Regions from separate parts of the Homo sapiens genome. Here region 1 is linked to region 2. A link is a contact called in ENCODE Hi-C data. All regions are on one chromosome and are shown on one strand. Each heading gives the region's core, a stretch centred on a gene start or an enhancer-like site at or near the end of the contact. The rest is flanking DNA. Distances are from core to core; before and after follow the strand shown. Region 1 has its middle 130 kb from the start of PLPPR5-AS1. Region 2 has its middle 84 kb from the start of PLPPR4.

Region 1 (3,810 bases), core at 611-3,110, 310 kb after region 2:
GCCAAGAGAAAGGGTCCATACAGATGTTCAGAGGGGATCAGCATTTTATTTTTGATTTATAAGAGTAACTTTACAATGCAGAAACATGACAAATACTACCTCAACCAGATGATCAAAAATAATATTAATAGCCATAAATCATGTTTATAGTATGTACCCTTCATGTGAAGCACTGAGAATGGCACTTTACCTCTGTAGTCTTCTCAAAACCATAAACCCAATCTAATCATGAGAAAAATATCAATCACATCTCCATTAAGAGACATTCTACAAAATACCTGGTTAGTACCCCTCAAAGTGGTCCAGATCATCAAAAACAATGAAAGCCTGGAACACTGTCATGGCCAAGAAGAGTAAGAAATAAGACAAGCAAACGTAATATGGTATCCTAGATAGGATCCTGGAGCAGAACAAGGACATTAGGTAAAAACTAAGGAAATCAGAAATAAGTATGGACTTTAATTAATAATGTATCACTGAGTTCATTAACTATGAAACACTTGCCAGGTTAATGTAGAATATCCAAAATAAGGTAAACTGGGTTTACTAGGGTATATGGGAATTCTCTTATATCACATTCACAAATTTTTGTATGAATTTTGTGAACCTATTCTAAAATAAAGTTTACTTAAAAATAATGCTTATTATATTAAAATTTTTAAAAACTGTTTTTAAAGATTAGTCAGTGCATCTTCTTCTTGCTGAACTGCCTGAATGTCACAGAAGACTTCCTTTACTATCCAGACTTCAACATCATCTATTGTTTGTTATCAGTTACTCATAAAAATGCCTAAAATCTACTTGGCAGCCTCTCTATGAATATTCATTTACATATTAAGAACTAGACATTGTTGGCCGGGCGCAGTAGCTCACGCCTGTAATCCCAGCACTTTGGGATGCCGAGATGGGAAGATCACGAGGTCAGGAGTTCAAGATCATCCTGGCTAACACGGTGAAACCCCGTCTCTACTAAAAATACAAAAAATTAGCCAGGCGTGGTGGCGGGCGCCTGTAGTCCCAGCTACTGGGGAGGCTGAGGCAGCAGAATGGCGTGAACCCGAGAGGCGGAGCTTACAGTGAGCCGAGTGCACCACTGCACTCCAGCCTGGGCGACAGAGAGAGACTCAGTCTCAAATAAATAAATAAATAAATAAAATTAAAAACTAGACATTGTTGAGAGAGTTGATGAAAAATTAAGAATAATAAAGGGAAACAAGGCTCATGTCTCCCTTAAAGGAACAGGGCTTGCTGCCAGGCTGCAATTCATTTCTAGCACAGCCCTAAATAGGATGCTATTTGTGTGATTTCCATCTCCCTACACTGAAAACAATGGATGAGTTAATTAACCCTCTACACACCCTGAAAACTTGTTCTTTCAAGCATGGATTTTTGACTTCCGACAGGTTTGGAGTGAGACAAATTTGAGTACAGGGCCCTTCCCGTCCCAGGGCAGCCAATTCTCAGTCCTATTTGTTTTTCAACATGAAAGGCTTATTCCAAGATCTACCAAGTATCCTGGGAAATTGGTCTGGGAACCTGCTTAGCTCTACTATTCCTGCCTTATACATAAGTCAAGAAGCTCCAAAGGGTAGCATTTTGATAAATCATTCTTAGTTCATTTTGCCACAACTCTATGTCCCAAGCCCTCGTGGTTTTGTTTTTATTTCTGATTTTATGGCAGACATTGTTAATCTATCACTGAATCCATTCTCACTGAGTAGGCCAGATAGGCAGACAGGCTCATTTCCTGTTTTCATGTGGTTTAGAGAAAAGATCAAAAGCCCTTTACTCAAACTGTAGCTTACCTAACTTCCAGCCAATCAGCAACAAAAAACCCAAGAAGCTATTAACCACAAGTTCCTGCTTTAGGGGGATAGGGACTTCCCTTCGGCTCCACATGTGCAGGTAGCCTTAAACTTTAACTTATAATTGCCCCTCCCCCTCATTTTAATACTAAAAGTCACACAGCCAGTAGTGGAGATTTAAAACGGTAATATTACATGTGGTGTATGAAGAAACATGTAGAGCCATTGCACAAGTGCTAGAAAAAACCCTCCTATACATGCCCTGATGAAATCCTTCCCTATAGAAAGTCCGCATAAAACAAATCCACATACTACCCTCCAGGAGCAGCCTGCCCTTTTCCTTTTGTGGTGCCGACTTCCTTGTGCACAAGCTAAAATAATGCTTTCTCTTTCTCTATGCTGCTATATCTAGTGATCTCTCTTGATTTCTATTGTCATCTTTCTTGAGACATTACAAGAACAAAGGGCACTGATAACACCTGTATGCAGCTTCAGAATCAGGCTTAACTCAGCAACTCAGTGGATAGGGAAGGCACGATTGGCTCAGGCTGGAATCAGGTGGACCTATCTTCCTTATCAGCAGATGAGCAATTATATGAGAAGTCATGATTTACTCTAATGACATTATGTCTTCTCTGGAAGGAAAAAAATTAATCCTAGAGACAGAGCGCCTCAAAGCCAGGATATCGTAAGTGTATTGACAGCTGAACTCAGACAAAATTATGGACGAGACTAAATTAAGTTTCAAGTCTCCTCCCACATGCCCACCTCTTAGTTTCTCCATAATTAAGCCTGCTTGGAGTGATTACCATACTTCATTCCCTTCCAAAATATATTTTTTCTTCTATTTCCTCCACCACAAAACTTAGTAATTTATAGACTCATTGCTTTAAAAATAACCTTTCGGCCTTAGCACACCTTAGACATTTAAGAAAATGCTGGCTTATCTGATAAGTGGGGAAAAAAGTGTCAAGAAAAAAATGCTCATTAGATGCAAGGAGTGCTTCCAATTAGGTAGTTAAATATGCTGAATCCTGTAAATCTTTGTATAGCAACACATGGCAGATTATAACTGCTGGGATGACCCTTACATATAGTGAATATGAAATAGTCAAACAGTAAAGTCCTAGCTAGGTGGCTGGGTGGCACTCCGTTTTAAGTAATTTTTAAAACCAACCACAATATCCCCACTGGGAAATTTGCTACACAGAAAGTGGCCACTGTTTACAGCCATTGGTCACTCTCCAACCCAACAACTCATTTATTCTTCATAACTCTTATCAATATGCAGAAATATTTACTTGTATTATTATTATTTATTACATATGTTCCCTTACTAGAATTTAAGCTTCAAGAAAAAAAGAACCTTGACCATGACTAGATCCTTAGGAACTAAATAAATATTTGTTGAAAGAATAAATGAATCTAAAACCCAAGCCTTTGACAGTACCCCATAATTAAAGCCAGAGATAATTATAGAATCCCATTCTTCTTAGCTACTGAGAAAATTTTAGAAGATACTTTATCAATGTATATGTATAATACATATATTATATACAAATATATGCACATTTTACATAAAGACCAGAAAATATGATGGTATAACTTAATGTTGAAGAGAAAGAAAGGGGCAAAGGGAAAGGCGGCTTTTTAGACACTAAGTAAAATTTGGCCACTTGGTAATTTTCCCTTAGGTAGGACCTCATCAGAAAGCCTACTTAATTTAATGCAGTTGAGATTTTTCCAGGTGTCAGCCTTCATGCTGATGATATTTCTCAAAACTTCTTATTATATCTTTCAAAATAAGCAATTCCAACTTCTTTACTCATCCTTTAGGAGTCCTGTTGTTTCTTCTCTATTGGATCCAGCTATGAATTACTCTGGCACTTGAGATTTCACTTGCACCTTATATCAGAGACTGTGAAAGCAAATGCTTACAAGACCAGGAAGATAACAATAATGAGTGATACCTTGGTCTTTTTGTGAAAATGTTTTTCATTGTATG
Region 2 (4,134 bases), core at 368-2,867:
ACTCCAGGCCAGGCAATAGAGCAAGATTCAGTAAAAAAAAAAAAAAAAAAAAAAAAAAAAAAAAAGAAAGAAAGAAAGAAAAGAAAAGAAAAAGAAAAAAAGAAATTATGTCTTTCTCAATAGCTTCAGAGTTCTCTGGGAGGAAACAATTTTCTTTGGCAAAGCTATGACCCATGCCCATTCCTCAATGTAACATTTGGCAAGGAGATAGAGCTTTCTCTTTGTCTAGGCATCCGTTTTATGTCCACTGTTGAGCCAGCCCCATTCATTTCCAGGCAAGAATGAAGTAAATGAGGTTGACCAAAGGCATGCTGGACAGACATAAAACATATGTCATCTCTCTTGGACTTAGTGCTGGGGAAGACACTTAACTTTTCTTTGTCTCAATTTGACCACGCAAAAAGGTAGTAGTAATCATACTTTCTTCAAGCAATGACAACATCTATCCACAAGTAAGCTGGATTGCAAACTGGCTGCTTTATTTCTCCCGGTCATCATCATAGGGTGTTAGAGATGGTTAAAATGAATGAAGCAACAGTGCCATAGTATCTACATTTCATGCCTATAAAAATCACAAGATGCTAGTAATGAAAGGGTTCATGAAGAGTCACCTGCCTCAGTCGTCTGATTTCAGGAAAAGTTATACTTGCACATTTCTAGGAAGAAGAAAAAAAATACATGTTTATGATTTTCATGGCATAGTATTCTATGATAACTCTTGGTAATGTTTTACCACCTTGATTCCATTCTTAGGAATCTCAGAAATGTCTTAAACTCAACTAGTCTTTCATGTTATTGCTTATATGAAATAACATGAAAACTCACATCCCATTTTTATATCTTTATTAATTTTTTAAAAAGGAAAAATATAGCTGGTCACTCTATTTTTAAATATCTTCATATATGGTACTTGAAAATGTTATTGTCATAAATTCCTCCACCAATCATTTGTTCTCCATACGCTAAACTCTTGATCCACTAAATTTTCTTTACAAGTTGCATTTTTTTAACACTTTGAATATATATATTTTAACTCTTCAAAATTTCTGAACAATCTCTTTCAGGGCAGCAGAAATCTGAGCTCTACCCATTTTTTCAGTAACAACTAAAAACTCCAGAAATGTCTTCAGAAGACGAAAGGAAGCATGTATCTGGAGAAAAGGTTATTCCAGGATTCTGAGGGAGTCCCAACACTTTCCAGACCATCTGGCTGAAATCTAATTGCTAATGAAATGAACAGATTTTTTTTTTATCCACAAGTATAGCCTGAAGGGGAATTAAGCCAGGATTTTCGAGAATGCCTGGCACAAAAGAGCTGTTGTCAAAGAAAGCTAAAAAGGATAGTGATAATGATAGTACATTAAACCATACAAAATATATATTTTCATTTGCTTTTGGAGAAGAGAGTTAGGGCTGCTTGTATAATGAATTATTATTACCCACTAAGTCAGCTGCACTAATTAGAATCAATTTAATTTCTCAAATCTATTATAAAAAATGAATACTAGCCAGGACTCAGATTTTTTTTTTCCTGAAAAAAACTGATACTGTAGCTTTAATTGTGCATGGAACTGAAAAGGTTGTCATGGAGATGGGAATCTGTGATAGGCCTGCTCCACTTCGCTGGCCTTGTTCTGAGCCTGAAGTGGAAGGTTCTATTGTTAGAGTAGGTTTTCAATTTCTTGCAATAAAACCTGTGTTTAGATTTTTTTCAGTGCAGTTTTGTTCCTGCTGCTATCTTTTGTTTCATGAAAACAGTGAGAGTGCTTATAATGACAATAATGAGACCATTTTAGAATATTCTATTTGTGATTGTTGGGGAGCACACAAAATGGTGTCCAACAAACTCTGATAGTCACTGCAGGCTCCTGCAATAGTTTGGAAACGTTTGCCACCTAGTGGCGGCAATTGAGAAATGCTGAGAGATAGTAAACATTGTTACCTTTTGGCTAGTAGGAAGCAGAAAGAAGAGTATAACTACCTCTATAAAGAGATTCTTCATTTCTTTTTTTCCTTAAGATATAGAACAATTCCGATTTCCCATCCTTATTTCGTTATTTAAAAAATAATATTTTAATGGTATTTGCTTATTTCATTTAAATATTGAAATTACGGACATAACATTGTTTATATCTTTCTATTATATTTTAACAATTATAAAATCTAAAGTAATATCCTGGCTTTTATTTCTGACTTTTTTGACTTCTCTTTTTTTCTTGACCTTGGGGTTTATAAATTGTGTTTTATTTTTGAAGGACCAACTTTTGGTCTTCTTTATTAATTTTATGTTTGTTTTCTCTTCATTGGGCTTCTGCCTGTGTCATCTTTTTCTTCAACTTTCGTTGGATTAATTTGCTTTTCTCATTGCTTCTTCAGATAGATATGTAGAGTGTTGATATTCAATATTCTTTTCTAACATATGCACATAAGCCTGCACATTTTACCTAAGCATAACTTTAGTTATGTATTTTGATATGTCAACCATGTTATCATTTATTTCCAAACATTTATTTCCAAACATTTTCTAATTTTCATTGTGATTACTTGTTTTCGCAACCGTGTTTTAACACCTATATACATGATAGCAATTATTAAGGTTTTTTTCTGTTTATCTTTTTGTTACTGCTTTCTAGTTTAATTCTACTTTCTGCAGAGAATAGAACCTCCTCTGAGATTTAAAATAAACAGATCCATCAAACAAATTATTATTTAATAGACTTCTGGCCACTATTTACACCTGGTGCTTCTCTTCATGCTGTTGCTTGGAATACCTTTAAGGATCAGCTAACATGTCAATTACCCAATAAAATATTGGCCAATTCCTTCTTTTGATATTTCCTTAATCACAATTAATTTCTCCTTCTATTGTGCTCCCACAGCCTTTTGTTCTTACTGCTATTACAATACCGCTTCCATTGCATTATATCTAGAGGTAAGCGTGTGTGTGCGTTTAGCCATCTTTTGCCAGATTAAGAATTTCCTTGAGAGAAAAATGCTTTATTACTTTTTTATTCCTCTGTACCTACATTACTAGCAGGGGTGTGGTAGGCTTCCCATAAATATTTACAAAATTAATGAATTGTCTGCCTTTTACTTTTCAGCCCCTCCTGAACCATTCTGCTTCCCGTTACCTTTATTCTTTTTATTCCTCCTCATTAGGATGGTGTCCCCTGCTACAGGGCCTTTGCAAATGGTTTCGTCTGCCTGGAATAACATTCTTTCCTTCCCTTTTTCACCTGGTTAACACGGACTCATCCTCTGGTTCTCAGTTCAGATATCTCCCTTTGAAGGAAGTTTTAACCCAGTCCCTGACCAGGAAATTCTCCTTATTATACACTTTCATTGTATAATATTGTTATTCTTAGTGTTCATAACATTTTTAAATTTTTCCACAAAAATAATTATAAAAGAGAAGTTATAAAATCAATCTGAAAAAAATTTAACCTTATTTAAAAAAAAACACAGACCAAAACTATTTGAAGGGAAAAATCCTCATTTGAATACTTGAGTTATTGCAAAAATAATCTCCCCTTAGCCTATATATACATTGAAAACACTCCGTTATGTCTCTTGGTGGAATTTTCACAGTCTGTCTTCAGTCAGTAAATGCACAAACAACCCTGAGCACATGTGTGGGTCATTATAGTGAAGAAAACACAGGCTTCAGATTCAGATCTGGTTTCCAATAGTATGGCTATTTCAAACCGTGAGATCTTGATCTTAGAATTTCGATTTCTTCATCTGTTAAATGGGTTTAACAAAAATCGTTTTATAGGACAGTTGGAAATATTAGCACACCCTTATTTTTTTTAAATCATCCTTGTTAATTCTTGCTAACCAAAATGTGCTAGGAAAGCAAAAATAAATAAGATATCGTCCTGGAACTCAAGTAGACTCGTGACGGAGTTCAATACATAAATCAATGATTATTACGATGAGAGATAACCCTGAGAGGTATGGATAATCCAGGACCGTGGACAGGTGGGCAGTGTGGTTAAGCAGGGATGGGTCCCCCAGTGCTGTCAGTGGGGGTAGGAATAAGCAGATGGTGTTGCCAATCTTCTCTTATATTAGAGGCATATTGGCTAATACATGTTCTAGCACACTGGTGGGGCAAAACCTTGTATCTTTCCA

The links. A loop is a pair of places that touch in the nucleus more often than their neighbours do. Pooled maps may share reads with other maps.
Region 1: a pooled map shows a loop between it and region 2 (4-fold over the local background). The contact joins two enhancer-like sites. A Hi-C loop is called at or near these places in 2 of 168 maps with a recorded cell type or tissue (MCF 10A and PC-3) and 5 of 50 pooled maps.

What each region holds. Positions count from the first base shown.
Region 1 is chr1:98,869,706-98,873,515 of GRCh38, reverse strand. No RefSeq gene overlaps it. Among named protein-coding and RNA genes, the nearest start is that of PLPPR5-AS1, 130 kb to the left of the region's middle. RefSeq lists an enhancer at 1,824-1,943. Within about 2 kb of position 1,860, at least 7 of the 41 ENCODE cell types and tissues checked have a DNase peak (open chromatin) inside an H3K27ac peak, as active enhancers do.
Region 2 is chr1:99,178,220-99,182,353 of GRCh38, reverse strand. No RefSeq gene overlaps it. Among named protein-coding and RNA genes, the nearest start is that of PLPPR4, 84 kb to the left of the region's middle. Within about 2 kb of position 1,617, at least 3 of the 41 ENCODE cell types and tissues checked have a DNase peak (open chromatin) inside an H3K27ac peak, as active enhancers do.